Regions from separate parts of the Homo sapiens genome. Here region 2 is linked to region 1. A link is an interaction called in ENCODE POLR2A ChIA-PET data of the cell type or tissue named here. Cell type or tissue: Panc1. All regions are shown on one strand.

Evidence for each region. ChIA-PET counts read pairs that join two places held together with the same protein. Peaks named below come from ENCODE experiments on the same cell type or tissue, not always from the same donor. Only the 100,000 strongest peaks of a DNase experiment are listed, where the experiment ranks them.
Region 2: POLR2A ChIA-PET joins it to region 1 with 9 read pairs; 3 of 35 experiments call an interaction of 5 or more read pairs at or near these places.

Annotation. Positions count from the first base shown.
Region 1 is chr10:72,563,979-72,571,978 of GRCh38, reverse strand. MICU1 (mitochondrial calcium uptake 1) reads left to right here. Exons shown (of 12, transcript NM_001195518.2): 2 at 5,185-5,346. The coding sequence starts at 5,186. Among named protein-coding and RNA genes, the nearest start is that of MICU1, 58 kb to the left of the region's middle. In Panc1, CTCF peaks have their summits at 3,669 and 3,868; DNase peaks (open chromatin) are centred at 4,018 and 4,378.
Region 2 is chr10:73,049,795-73,057,794 of GRCh38, reverse strand. It overlaps P4HA1 (prolyl 4-hydroxylase subunit alpha 1), which reads left to right. Exons shown (of 15, transcript NM_001017962.3): 6 at 4,205-4,444; 7 at 6,546-6,742. Among named protein-coding and RNA genes, the nearest start is that of P4HA1, 43 kb to the left of the region's middle. In Panc1, no CTCF peak of the experiment used is centred here; no DNase peak of the experiment used is centred here.

The DNA.
Region 1 (8,000 bases):
TTTATTTCTCCTTTTTATCTTCCATATCTCCTGTGCAATTAGATATTAATATGTGTTTGATACCAATGTCTTTATCATTATTTTTTTTTTAGAGGTGGGGTTTTACCATGTTGCCCATGTTGGACTTAAACTCCTGGGCTCAAGCTATCCTCCCACCTCAGCCTCTTTAAGTAGCTGACGTGTGCCACCATGCCCAACTACATTTTGTTTTTCTTTGGAAATTTTTTGTTTGATTCTGTTTTTTATTTCTACACTTATAATCTAGGCACTCATCACCCAATACCTAGGTTATTAATGCCTTCTGGCTGTACTCATCACTTTCCTGTCAGCTCTCTCTGCCTTTGCTTCTTTGCAGTTTATTCCATGCACTGCTAATAGATAGACTGATAATGCTTTAACCCGTTTTTACCATGATCTCTTCCTATTAAAGAACTTGAGTGGCTTCCTATTTTACATATGCTCTAAATTCTTGGTCTGGCATTCAAAGGTCCTTCTCAAGTGATTGTGGCTTACTTAGTTGATCATATGTCTAGCTGTTCTCTACATCTGATCAGATGTTGTAAATTTATCTTCCAGGCTTATATACCCCTTGCCTGTTAGAACTTTTGGCTTTTTGAGGTAGGGTCTTACTCTGTCAACCAAGCTGGAGTGCAGTGGTACAATCTCGGCTCACTACAACCTCCGCCTCCTCGGTTCAAGTGATTCTTTTCCCTCAGCCTCCTGAATAGCTGGAATAACAGGCGCCTGCCACCAGGCCCAGCTAATTTTTGTATTTTTAGTAGAGACAGGGTTTCACCATGTTGGCCAGGCTGGTCTCGAACTCCTGACCTCAAGTGATTTGCCCGCCGTGGCCTCCCAAAGTGCTGGGATTACAGGTGTGAGCCACTGCACTCATCCTGTTCCAACTTTTGAATTGGCTGTTATTTATTTTAAACATTGAAAACTTCCAAGTGTCTGTTCTTTCTGTTGTCAGTGATGAATAATGTTTCCTCCAGATATGCATGTTTTAGTTTAGTGCTCATTTTTGCTGTAGCGAAGAGCAGTGCTATTTATGTGAGTGTACATGTGGATTTGAGAAATGTTAATTTTGAAATGAACCAAAAAAAAAAAAATCAGAAGTTGCCAGACAGGAAGAAAATATAATGGACAGCCTCCTGGGTGCTGGATTTTGCTAGAGTATGTGCAATAAAATGAGATGATTTCTGGGATTGGGGAAGGATATAAGAATTGTGTTATTAAAGCTTAGGTCATGGAAAATAGGAGAAAAGATTAACAGTTTTTCCATTTTGTCTATATGAGGGCAAGATTTAGGTCCAATTTCAAAATTGGACCTAGATTGGATGAAGGGAGCTAGGAGCAAAGTTTACATAAGAGATTATAGGTATAGGTCCCAGGGAAGAGTTAATAGTAACCAGCTCATTGATTTTAGGAGATGCCTAAGTAGTCTAACCTGACTTGAATCCAAATAATAGAAGACAGTTTTCTAAGTAAATTAGGAACTTAGAGTATACTTAAATGTTAGGAGCAAGTACCTGTATAGTTTGTACACAGACATGTGAAAGTAAAATGGTTAAGTATTTTAAGCACTAATAATGTAACAAGTCCTGTGCTAGACTATGTGTTTACAACTTGAAAAAAAAAATAATTTGGGCCTTGAGGCAAGGGGAGAAAAAATTACGTATGCCATAGGAAGATATGTACAAAGTGCAAAGTAGTTTAAATTAGGAATCAGTGGGCTGGGCATGGTGGCTCACACCTGTAATCCCAGCACTTTGGGAGGCCAAGGCGGGCAGATCACTTGAGGTCAGGAGTTCGAGACCAGCCTGGCCAATATGGTAAGACCCCGTCTTTACTAAAAATATAAAATTAGCTGGGCATGGTAGCACACTTCTGTAATCCCAGCAACTTGGGAGGCTGACGCAGGAGAATTGGTTGAACCCAGGAGGTAGAGGTTGCAGTGAGCCAAGATCATGCCACTGTACTCCAGCCTTGGCGACAGAGCAAGACTCCATCTCAAAACACACACACAAAAATTTAGGAATCAGTGAACTGTGCTTTGAGAAAAATCAAAGGGGGCATGGATTCTTTGTATAATTTGAATGAATTACCTCTACAAAAAAGTGGGACTGTAAAGAAATGCCTCTTCTTCCATCAGCCCATCTGGTGCATTAAAACAGTGAGGTACTATACTGAGCCCTGAAGGTCATAATCTAGAGGGAAAAAAATCATTTACATTAATTCTCTGGATGGAGGTGCCCGAAATGATCCTATGGTTTTGGGGGTGTCTCAACATTTCTCTGACTTAATCAAAATTTTACACCATTCTGAGGCTTAAGACTAAACAAAAGCTTTTGCTGACTAACCCAGTCTCAACTTTATCTTTTTTATTTGTAGTTTTCTGTCATTTCTATCATAATATTTCTATACTTCAAGATATAATTTTAGGCCGGGTGTGGTGGCTCACGCCTGTAATCTCAGCACTTTGGGAAGCCGAGGCAGGTAGATCACCTGAGGTCAGGAGTTTGGGACCAGCCTGACCAACATGATGAAACCCCATCTCTATTAAAAATGCAAAAATTAGCCAGGCATCATGGTATGTGCCTGTAGTCCCAGCTACTCAAGAGGCTGAGACAGGAGAATTGCTTGAATCCGAGAGGCAGAGGTTGCAGTGAACTGAGATCATGCCACCACACTCCAGCTTGGGCAACAGAGTGAGACGCCATCTCAAAAAAAAAAAAAAATATATATATATATATATATATATATATATATGCATATATATGATTTTAGAAATGTATTGTTTTAAAAGTGTTTTGTATTTATCTTGTTTAATTAGAATGTAGATAGTTTTTGGCTTTCTGGGTCTCACATAGGGATGTATATACAGTATGAATTTAATAAATTTTTGTTGAATAAGAACTTCCCAGCCAGGCGCGGTGGCTCATGCCTGTAATCCCGGCACTTTGGGAGGCCGAGGCGGATGGATCACTTGAGGTCAAGAGTTCGAGACCAGCCTTGCCAACATGGTGAAACCCTGTCTCTACTAAAAAAACAAAAATTAGCCAGGTGTGGTTGTCGTGTGCCTGTAATCCCAGCTACCCAGGAGGCTGAGACAGGAGAATCGCTTGAACCCGGGAGGTGGAGGTTGCAGTGAGCCGAGATTGCGCCACTGTACTCCAGCCTGGGTGATAGGGCAAGACTCAGTCTCAAAAAAAAAAAAAAAAAAAAAAAGAATAAGAACTTCCCAGTAATTATCTTGGATGCTGAATTAGTTGGCTATTGATGGGGCAACAAACAACACCCAAATCTTTGCAGCTTACAGTTACACACATTTATTTCTCACCAGCATTCTACAGGTCAGCTGTGCTCAGCTGGCTCAGCTGGGCTTGACAGTGGTTTATTCCAGGCTGAAGTCTGTTCATTATGGATGCCAGTTTGAAGGATCAGTGTCTCTTTGGGACATGGTCTTCCCTCGATGGAGTGCAGGAACACAAGAAAACTAACAGCAGCACCTCCTAAAAGCACTTCATGGAACTGGTCCACATTCCATTGGTTAGAGCAAGACATATGGCAAGACATACGCCAAAAACTTAAAGAGAAGGAAATTTATGACCTGGCATTCATATGCAGAAGGGGAAGAAAAAAGTAGAAAAGTAATTTTGCCTAAGGGATGGGGGATGGAAGAGTAAGTATTTATTGAACAGTAATATGCACTAATACAGATGTTTCAGATTTAAAACAAAACATTAAAAGAATTTTTTTTTAAGTGAAGTTTGAACTATAGAGAATCTGGTAGGGAGGAGGGCTTCCAAGGACCTGGGTGTGAAAAATATTTAATAAAAACTTCAAAGCAGTGTCAGCATTATAAGGTAGGGGGCAGCAAAGTCTCCCCTCCTAGGTTGAAGTCTCCCTACCTAACTCCGAGACATTGAAGTATGGAATTAGTCCTCCCTAGGTTCAAATTCTAGATCTATCACTTCCTACCTTTGTACTCTTGAGCAAGTTATATTTTAGATCTGTAAAATATGGGTACCAGTTATCTTTTTTCATTTCAGCTCTAAACACATCTTTCATTGTCCCGTTTGTGATACTGGAAGTTTTTCCCTTGCCAGTTACTGTTAAACTTTGTCAGTAGAGAGACTAGAAGGACCCTGGAGGAGGGGTGTTTCTTGCTGAGTCTAGTGTGCCCTTTGTGGCTTGCTTCTATAGCATGCAGGAACTAGTGGGACACTCAATGGCACCCAGCTCCTAAGGAGTTTTAGCAGCAACTCTCATATGCAATTTCCTAGTGAAACTGCCTCCCCATGGGTGGCTTCCCCTGGCATCGCGAAGGTCAGCTTCCCAACAAATTCCGCTGGCATGAGTTGTCCAGTAGATGACTTGTTCTGGCATCACAGAGAGTGGCTTTCTAGTGCATTTTGCTGGCATGGCACCTTAGTAAGTTTCTCTGACATACATAGCTGTGCCCTCTCCACACAGTCTGATCTCTGCCCTGTGAGTGAGAGTAGACCTTTTATAGACTGGTCTTTTCTTGGTGCTCTGTGTCAGATCTAGAATAGTAACTGCTCCCTATATCTGCTATTTCTTTAACTTCTGAGTAGTAAATTTCCTGTTGTAACTAATAATTTTTTATTTTTTATTTATTTTATTCATTTTTTTGAGACAGCATCTTGCTCTGTTGATCATAGCTCACTGTCACCTCAACATCCTGGGCTTAAGTAGTGCTCTCACCTCAGCCCCCTGAATAGCTGGGACTACAAGTGCATGTCACCATGCTTGGCTGATTTTTTTTGGTAGAGATGGGGTCCTACTATGTTGTCCAGGCCGTTCTTCAACTCCTGGGCTCAAATGATCCTCTCTCTTTGGCCTCCCAAAGTGCTAAGATTACAGGCATGAGCCACATACCTGGCCTTAATAATGTTTTATATTAAAAGTTTCATACTCAAATTATCATGTGGTTTCTGTCTTCTAATTGTACTTTGACTAATATATCAGTTTTATAAGTAGTACTTTGCTCATAAGATTATTCTGAGGATTAAATGGGATAATATAAGCAAATTGTTTAGAATAGTGCCTGTCATAGAGCAATTACTTTAGTGTTTATTAGAAATGTTGGTAGGATCATCATCATCATCATCATAACTACCACTAGCTAAGAGTGACATTTCTACTTATTGTCCACAGGATGTTTCGTCTGAACTCACTTTCTGCTTTGGCAGAACTGGCTGTGGGTTCTCGATGGTACCATGGAGGATCACAGCCCATCCAGATCCGGCGAAGACTAATGATGGTGGCTTTCCTGGGAGCATCTGCAGTAACTGCAAGTACTGGTCTTTTGTGGAAGAGGTGAGTGTTATCCAACCATCTTGTTCTTGCGTATACTTTTATTCTTCCAGTCATCTCTGTTGTCAGAAAGGAGTTGATTTCTGGCTTAACTCTGTATCAGAATTTCTTGCTCGGATCATTTGGTATTGTTAATATTCGTCTATGAAATAAGATGTTTCAAAGAATTCAACATGCTAAGGCAATACTTAGGAAACACTGTGCTTCAAGGTCTGCCTGTCTCCTCTGCTGAACATTTTAAATAATGGGATAGGGATAGCAATAGCAGCTTTAGAAAATGAAGGCTTTCTGGCCAGGCGCGGTGGCTTACACCTGTAATCCCAGCACTTTGGGAGCCCAAGGTGGTTGGATCACTTGAAGTCAGGAGTTTGAGACCAGCTTGGCCAACATGGCAAAAACCCATCTCTACAAAAATACAAAAAATAGCCAGACACAGGGCGTGAGCCTGTAGTCCCTGCTACTTGGGAGGCTGAGGCAGGAGAATTGTTTGAACCTGGGAGGCAGGTGGAGGTTGCAGTGAGCCAAGATTGTGCCATTGTACTCCAGCCTGGGTGACAGAGAAAAACTGTCTCCAAAAAAAAAAAAAAAAAAAAAAAGAAAATGAATGCTTTCTGAGACTTCACAATTTGGTGACCCTGTGAAATTAACAAAGGAACCTTGGTACTTTAGTGTCCCTGATAATTTTTTTCACTAGTTATGGAAACTTCCTTGGAAAGAAGAGAAAATGTAGTGAGCCACAGTCTTCTCTTTCTTAAAATACATAGTTACTGTTTTTCTGACTCTGTCACTCTCTGTTTTTTATTTTTGTTTGTTTGTTTTTTTGAGATGGAGTCTTGCTCTGTCGCCCAGGCTGGAGTGTAGTGGCATGATCTCAGCTTACTGCAACCTCTGCCTCTGGGTTCAAGCAATTCTCAAGTAGCTGGGATTATAGGTGTGCACCACCATGCCCGGCTGGGATTACAGGTGTGCACCACCATGGCTAATTTTTTTTTTTTTATTATACTTTAAGTTTTAGGGTACATGTGCACAACGTGCAGGTTAGTTACATATGTATACATGTGCCATGTTGGTGTGCTGCACCTAGTAACTCATCATTTAACATTAGGTATATCTCCTAATGCTATCCCTCCCCCCTCCCCCCACCCCACAACAGGCCCCGGCGTGTGATGTTCCCCTTCCTGTGTCCATGTGTTCTCATTGTTTAATTCCCACCTGTGAGTGAGAACATGCAGTGTTTGGTTTTTTGTCCTTGCGATAGTTTGCTGAGAATGATGGTTTCCAGCTTCATCCATGTCCCTACAAAAGACACGAACTCATCATGTTTTATGGCTGCATAGTATTCCATGGTGTATATGTGCCACATTTTCTTAATCCAGTCTATCATTGTTGGACATTTGGGTTGGTTCCAAGTCTTTGCTATTGTGAATAGTGCCGCAATAAACATACGTGTGCGTGTGTCTTTATAGCAGCATGATGTATGATCCTTTGGGTAATTTTTTTTTTTTTTTTGTATTTTTAGTAGAGATAGGGTTTCACCATGTTGGTCAAGCTGGTCTTGAACTCCTGGGGTCAAGTGACTTGCCCACCTCAGCCTCCTAAAGTGTTGGGATTACAGGCATGAGCCACCATGCCCAGCCTCTAGAGCTATCTTAGCCCTATTAATATAGCATGATCTTTCTGGGATGTTACTAAATGCCTTGGGTGTTCAGTGAGGTTCCTCTAGTCTGACTTGGTAGAGCTTGATTGTTTCCTGCTTGTGAGCTCTGGAAATTGACTGGCCTGTGGCTCCTTGGCAACTACTTTGTGTAGTTTCATCCTAAGAATGCACTGCTGAGTGTTGACTCAATACTCGAGAGTGTTCTGTGTACATTTTTGGAGCTCTTTCTCTGTGTGACTTTTTCCTTTTGAGTCCTCTGCCTCACCAATTCCAGGCACCTCAGGTTTTCCAAACTTTGATCTCTGTCACTTTAGTTTAGCAAGATCACTGTATTTGGCTTGGGATCCTCTTTGTGGTCTAGAAAATGTTTCCAGACAGAAATTCTGGGCAATTATAGGCCTCCATTTTTCTTTTCTTTTTTTTTTTTTTTTTTTCTTTTTGAGATGGAGTCTCACTCTGTCACCCAGGCTGGAGTACATTGGTACAATCTCGGCTCACTGCAACCTCTGCCTCCTGGGTTCAAGACATTCTCCTGCCTCAGCTTCTCAAGTAGCTGGGACCAGGCAAGCACCACCACACCCGGCTAACTTTTGTATTTTTAGTAGAGATGGTTTTTTGCCATGTTGGCTAGGCAGGTCTCGAACTCCTGACCTCAAGTGATCCACCCACCTCGGCCTCCCGAAGTGCTGGGATTACAGGTGTGAGTCACCACGCCTGGCCAGGCCACCATTTTCTTAGAGAGTTGCATACTGTGCAGTGTCTGAAAGCAGTCATTTGATATATTTTGTTCAATTTTCTGTATTTTTGCCCTGGTAGGAAGTCAGATCTATTATCGTTTGCTCCATTATGGCTGTAAGCAAAAGTCTTCTTTTTGTATTTCATCAGTTCTGTAATATTTAATTAATTTTAGTATTATATCATTGCAGCAATGGCTTCAACTACCAGAAATACTTATATTATTTTTTAAAAAAGAAATACTTATATTATTTTGGTCCCCTAT
Region 2 (8,000 bases), 490 kb before region 1:
GGCATTTATGTATACCATTTTCATTTTTCATCATTCTTTATTGTACCTCAGACTTTCCTTTTGGAATTTTCCTCCTTGAAACACATTGTTAAGAAGCCCTCAAATGTGCTTTGTTTGGCTTGGAATTCTTTGTTTCCTGAATCTGAACTTCCATGCATTTTAATTTTGGAAATTTTTCTACCATTATCTCTTTAAATACTATCTTATCTATATTCTTTCTGTTCTCTTCTTCTAGAATTCCAAGTAGACAGACTTTAGTTTTTTTGTCTTTGTGTGTGTTTTGTTTTTGTTTTTGTTTTTTTTAAGAGATGGAGTCTCGCTCCGTCGCCCAGGCTGGAGTGCAGTAGCGCCATCTTGGCTTACTGTAAGCTCTACCTCCCAGGTTCATGCCATTCTCCTGCCTCAGCTTCCCAAGTAGCTGGGACTACAAGCACCCACCACCACGCCCGGCTAATTTTTTGTATTTTTAGTAGAGACGGGGTTTCACCATGTTAGCCAGGATGATCGCGATCTCCTGACCTCATGATCTGCCTGCTTCGGCCTCCCAAAGTGCTGGGATTACAGGCGTGAGCCACCGCGCCCGGCCTTGTCTTTGTGTTTTAACTAGCATTTCATGTTTTTATCTCTCTCTACTGCATTCTGGGTAGTTTATGCCATGATAATTTATTCAGCTCTCTCTGCTGGATTTATTATTTTCTTTTTAGTTGTGTTTAATCTATTTTTTTTTTTTTTTTCGAGACAGCGTCTTGCTCTGTCACTCAGGCTGGAGTGCAGTGGCGTGATCTTGGCTCACTGCAAGCTCTGTCTCCTGGGTTCACACCATTCTCCTGCCACAGCCTCCTGAGTAGCTGGGACTACAGGCATCCGCCACCACGCCCGGCGAAGTTTTTGTATTTTTAGTAGAGACAGGCTTTCACCGTGTTAGCCAGGATGGTCTCAATCTCCTGACCTCATGATCCGCCTGCCTCAGCCTCCCAAACTGCTGGGATTACAGGCGTGAGCCACGCACTCGGCCTTAATCTACATTTTAACCAGCCTAATGAGTTTTGAACTGTCGTTGGTTATCTTTATGATTTTTGGAAGGTCTTTTGTTTTTCCCATTCCAATATGCCTGCTCTTTGTTGGGGTATTTTTTATTTTTATTTATTAATTTATTTATTTTTTGATGGAGTTTCATTGTTGTTGCCCAGGCTGGACCGCAATGGCGTGATCTTGGCTCACTGCTACCTCTGCCTCTCAGGTTCAAGTGATTCTCCTGCCTCAGCCTCCTGAGTAGCTGGGATTACAGGCACCCGCCACCATGCCTGGCTGATTTTTATATTTTTAGTAGAGACAGGGTTTCACCATGTTGGCCAGGCTGGTCTCGAATTTCCGACCTCAGGTGATCCGCCTGCCTCGGCCTCCCAAAGTGCTGGGATTGCAGGCGTGAGCCACCACGCCTGGCCTAGGATATCTTATTTGTTCATATTTTCTATTTTTAAATTTATTATAATTTTCTCTATAGCATTGAAATTATCTTTCTTAATGAAAAATGCTATTCCATTAAATTGATATATCTGCCTATATATTCCTTATTTCCTCGCTTTTAGCTTATTACAGTTTTTAGCTATAATATGTTTCAGCCACAAAAATCTTTTATACAGGAAGGTCCCCAACCCCTAGTACTAAATCTCAATGAAATAACTGAAAAATAGTAGTATTAAGTCATAGAGTTTAAATTCTTCTTTTCTCTTATTGCTGAATTTCTTAAAAGCAAAGTTACCAGTTTACATTGCTGCTTCCTCCCACTATTAGGTTTTGCCATTTAATGTTATAACATCAGGAGCACAAACTTCTGGAGGTGTATGGAACAGATTCCATTTCTTACTTTTAAACATGTGACCTTGGACATATTAGTTAACCTCTATTTTAGTTCCTCATCTGTAATAAGATGGCTTTGAGGATTAAATAAGTGACAAATACTTGGCAGATAGTAAGACCTCAATAAATCTAGGCCATTATTTTAAAATATTTTTATTTGTGGTGGTTTTAATTTCTTCAGTGATGAATGAGACTAAGTATTTTCTGAAGTGTTTTCTATTTATATTTTATCTCATGTGAACTATCAAATACCTCCTTTTCTTAAAATAGAAGTTTCACTGCAGAAGCGAGTTGACATAATAACACCAAAAGCACAAGTGCTGAAAGATTAATAAGTTGGACTTCATCACAGTTTCAAAAGTGCACCATCAAGAGAGTGAAAAGACAACACACAGAATGGGAAAAATATTTTAAAATCATGTAGCCGAGCCAGGCACCTGCAGTGGCTCACACCTGTAATCCCAGCAGTTTGGGAGGCTGAAGTGGGTGGATCACGTGAGGTCAGGAGTTCAAGACCAGCCTGGCCAACATGGTGAAACCCCGTCTTGACTAAAAATACAAAAATTAGCCAGCATGGTAGCACACGCCTGTAATCCCAGCTACGTGGGAGGCTGAGGCAGGAGAATCGCTTGAACCTGGGAGATGGAGATTGCAGTGAGCTGAGATCGTGTCACTGCACTCTAGCCTGGGTGACAGAGTGAGACTCTGTCTCAATAAAGAACTCTAACAGAGTGCAAGCAGTGGTGCAGTCATAGCTCACTGTAACCTTGAACTCTTGGGCTTAAGCATTCTTCTTGCCTTAGCCTCTCAGCTAGCCAGGACTACAGGTATGCACCACAATGTCTGGCTAATTTCTAAAAATTTTTTTTTTGTTAGATATGAGGGTCTCATTACGTTGTCCAGGTTCGTCTCAAACTCCTGGCCTTAAGCAGTTCTCCTTCCTTGGCCTCCCAAACACTGGATTACAGGTGTGAAACCACCGTGCCTAGCCACCAAATTTTTTAAATGGGCAAAAGCTTTGAAAAGGTATTTTTTCCAAAGAAGATACACAAATGGAAATAAGCACACGATAATAGGCCCAACATAACTAGTCACCAGGGAAATGCAAATCAAAACCACAATGAAATGCCTCTTCATACTCACCAGAATGTCTACAATAAAAAAGGACAATAACAAGCATTAGCAAGGATGTGGAGAAATTGGAATTTCATACCTTGTTGGTGGGAATGTAAAATGATGTAGCCACTTTGGAAAACAGTTTGGCAGTTCCTCAAAACGTTAAGCGTAGAGTTGCTATAGGACCAGTCAGTTCCATTCATATGTATATACTCAAGAAATGAAAACATGTTCACATAGAAACTTACACACAAATGTTCACAGTAGCATTATGTCCAGAATAGGCAAATTTGTAGAGACAGAAAGTAGATTAGTGGTTGTCTAGGGCTGGGGCAAGGTGGGGAAGTTAATGGGTAGTGACTGTTAATGGTTACAGGGTTTCTTTTTGGAGTGATGAAAATGTTCTAAAATTAGATTGTGGTGATGGTTGCTCTACTCTGTAAATATACTAAGAACTACTGTAATCTTTCAATGAGTGAATTTATGGTATTTAAATGACATATTAATGCTGTTTAAAAGAAAGAATCCAGTTGACGTATTTACCTCTCCTCCTGTACATTCATCTCTTGCCCAGATTGTTGGTTAGGGATGAGATAGATATATCTCATATGGTGGCCGGGCGCGGTGGCTTATGCCTGTAATCCCAGCACCTTGGGAGGCCAAGGCGGGTGGATCACCTGAGATCAGGAGTTCGAGACCAGCCTGATCAACTCCATCTCTACTAAAAATACAAAATTAGCTGGGCATGGTGGCACATGCCTATAATCCCAGCTACTCAGGAGGCTGAGACAGGAGAATCACTTGAACCTGGGAGGCGGAGGTTGTGGTGAGCTGAGATTGTGCCATTGCATTCCAGCCTGGGCAACAGAGCAAGACTCTGTCTCAAAAGAAAAAAAAAAAAAGAGATGTATCTCATATGGTAATTCCTACTGTTAGGAAATAGTATATTTCAACTTAATGGATGTTTCATTTTGGTATGATGGCTGATAATTTCAGTCTTGGGTTCTCTAGGTTCTGTGTCCCCTAATACCAGCTGTGTGATTCTTGTTTATCTACATTATATTATAGATTGTTCCATTGTTTATAAAATTAGGGTAATTTTTGCTCATCCAGAGGATTATTGTGAACTTCAAATAGAAGTGAGACAGCATTTTGAAAGCTGTGTAGTCCTAAATAAATACACAGTAGTGTTAAGATTCCTAAAGTTCTCTGTATTTTCTTTTCATAGGAGTGAAACACAAATCTTTTCTAACGGCTGAGGACTGCTTTGAGTTGGGCAAAGTGGCCTATACAGAAGCAGATTATTACCATACGGAACTGTGGATGGAACAAGCCCTAAGGCAACTGGATGAAGGCGAGATTTCTACCATAGATAAAGTCTCTGTTCTAGATTATTTGAGCTATGCGGTATATCAGCAGGGAGACCTGGATAAGGCACTTTTGCTCACAAAGAAGCTTCTTGAACTAGGTATGTTATCTGGGCCTAATTTAAGGTTATAGTTATATTGAGGGATATATATTCTCTATTTTTCTGTCTTTCCCTCATTTATATATGGTATTTTCTTACTTTTTAGAAGTCAGGAGCTTTACTTGTTAAATATACATTATTCTCTTCTTTATTCTCAAAGTAAATGATGGCTGATTTTTCTCACCTAATAGTGCTATAACAGTGGTTGTGTTTCTTTGCTCTATATTCTCCAGGAATTTCAAAATTGAAGCTAACGTAACTAAGTCAAAAATGTTTGTTTACCATGTTGCCATTTTAATCAGTTTCCTTTGAAGGGTGTTATGTTTTATTGCATTTCATATTTTAAAATAAAGTGATTTAAAATAGATGGGCTGAAAATATATTTATCATATTCAAATGTTGGAAAAATACACCTTAGGAGAATTTTATCAGTAGTACTTTGAACAGAGATGTAGTGTTTCTTCAAGTATGGCCCAAGCACCACGTGCATCAGAATTACTTGGATACTTGTTAGAAATGAAAATTTCTTGATCTCTACCCTAGATCTGCTAAATTGTAATCTCTGGAGATGGAGTCCAGAATTTGTATGATAATAAGTTTAGGTGGCCTTTGGTATATAACGAAGCTTTAAAACTTTAAAAATTATTTTTACAAAATAGGAAAATATGTGCATGTTAGAATCAAACAGCTCAAAAGGATTGATCTGCTGAAAATGAACTTTGGATAATTGGGTTATTTCTTAGTTGGGTAATAATAAATCAAGATATTGGTTCAAGTAATCTTTTTTCCTTTCAGTATTTTCCAGTGGTATTTCCTCTTGACTTAAAATATACTTTGTACTCATTATAGAAAATTTATTAAAACAGAGAAAGATACAGAAGAGTCATCTATAAGCCAGTCACTCAAAGACACCTACACATTTGTTTCCTTTTAGTGTATACGCCTCTTCCCTGCACACACTTTTCCTTTGCTTTTACAAAATTAGGTTAATATTGGATATCGTAACATTTATTGTGAGCAGTTTCTGAAGGACAAGAAATATTTTACAATCTAAGCCTAGGTATCCTAAACACTTAGTTACTGTCACAAGTGAAGTCTCTATATATTCTTCTGCCTTTTTATTTTTATGTGTGTGTGGTTCTTTAGTTTTTTTTTTTTTTCCTCTCAGATGGGTAGCGTAGTCATCTTTTCTTCTACTAAAAGGTAGTTCAAAATTATGACTAGCAATTCTGAGGCAGTTAGTGGATTCCAGCTTATTCGAAAATTATATCTTTAGTTTCCCTTTTCCTTCTTACTTAGAAATTTGGGACTGAACTTCACTCAGCCCTTAGAAGTAGGCTACATTTATAATGTATCTGTGGTAAAGGTTGCTTTTGAATTGCTTATCCCCTGTCTTCCTCATGTGATTGTTTTTCTGTCTTGGAAAAATCTTTTTCATTTCTTAAAATAAGTAGGATGAGTAAGATTTTAAACTTCATTTGACATCAAATTGAACTTAGTTCCTTTAGCTGATTAGTAAATTCTCAAAGTAAAAGCACCAGTTGCCACCTTTAAATAAATAGCTGTTTCTGTCTCCAGAACTGTCTTTTTTGAGACAGGGTTTCACTCCTTTTGCCCAGGCTGGAGTGCAATGGCATGATCTCGGCTCACTGCAACCCCCGCCTCCCGGGTTCAAGTGATTCTCCTGCCTCAGCCTCCTGAGTAGCTGGGATTGCAAGCACCCACCACCACGCCCAGCTAATTTTGTATTTTTAGTAGAGACGAGGTTTCACTATGTTGGTCAGGCTGGTCTCGAACTCCTGACCTGAGGTGATCCACCCACCTCAGTCTCCCAAAATGCTGGGATTACAGGTGTGAGCCACCAGGCCTGGCCCAGAACTGTTTTTATATAGGTGACTATATGTCCTGATTTACTTGGGGGCAGTAGTAACTTATACCTATTATTTTGGTATAATAATTTTTATTAGTGCCTCCTTTCACTCACAACAGCAACCTGGTTTGGAAGATAAATTATAATGTCTCCTATTTTTATATTACTATATTCTGATGCTTGAACAAGCATGAACTTACCCATGGACATGCTTTGTTTCTCTTCTAATAGATCCTGAACATCAGAGAGCTAATGGTAACTTAAAATATTTTGAGTATATAATGGCTAAAGAAAAAGATGTCAATAAGTCTGCTTCAGATGACCAATCTGATCAGAAAACTACACCAAAGAAAAAAGGGGTTGCTGTGGATTACCTGCCAGAGAGACAGAAGTACGAAATGCTGTGCCGTGGGGAGGGTATCAAAATGGTAAAGTGGAAAAGCCAATTGTGTGTATGTGAATGTGTGTGTGTATGTGTTTGTACACAGTTCTGGAGAGAATCAGTTATTTTATATTTAAGCCTATGTGATAAAAATCAGAATGACTGCATAAAATATTACAGTATGTCAGCTTAGGCAACATAGACCCCATTACAAAAAAATTTAAAAATTAGCTGGGCATGCTGGTGTACACTTGTAGTCTTAGCTACTCAGGAGTCTGAGGTGGGAGGATCACTTGAACCAGGAGTTCAGGGGCACAGTGAGTTATGATTACACCACTGCACTCCAGCCTGGGCTACAGAATAAGACCCTGTCTCTAAAAAACTTTTTTTTTTTTTTTTGAGATGGAGTCTCACCCTGCCACCCAGGCTAGAGTGCAGTGGCATGATCTCGGCTCACTGCAAATTCCGCCTCTTGGGTTCAAGCGATTCACCTGCCTCAGCCTCCTGAGTAGCTGGGATTACAGGTGCCCGCCACCATACCCGGCTAATTTTTGTATTTTTAGTAGAGATGGGGTTTCACCATGTTGGCCAGGCTGGTCTCAAACTCCTGACCTTGTGATCCACCTGCCTTGGTCTCCCAAAGTGGTGGGATTACAGGCGTGAGCTGCTGTGCCCAGCCTAAAAAACTTTAAAAAAAAAATTACAGTATACCATTCTCTCTCTGTGGGTGCCACATTTAATATGTTCCAATTATTAGTAAAATAGCTTTAAAATAAAGCTTGTGAATCATATACTATTACATATGTTTGGGGCAATATTACCTTTTTCATTTGATCCTTCCAGGGTGAAGGATCAAATAAGTTTAAAGGAAGTGATAGTTTTTTTTATATTTAATGCAAGAGAGATTTCAGCAGTATTTTTTTTTTTTTTTTTGAGACAGAAACCCACCCTATCACCCAGGCTGGAATGCGGTAGCGCAGTCTCGGCTCACTGCAACCTCCGCCTCCTGGGTTCAAGCAATTCTTGTGCTTCAGCCTCCCAAGTAGCTGGGACTACAGGCATTCGCCACCATGCCCGGCTAACTTTTTTGTATTTTTAGTAAAGACGGGGTTTCCTTATGTTGGCCAGGCTGGTCTCAAACTCCTGACCTCAGGTGATCCTCCCGCCTCGGCCTCCTAAAGTGCTGGGATTACAGGCGTCAGCCACCACACTCATCTGTTCAGCAGCCTTAATTAGAGACAATAACACTACTCTGTGCATCTTATGAGATACAACAGATTCATCTATACAATAATCCCTTGTAG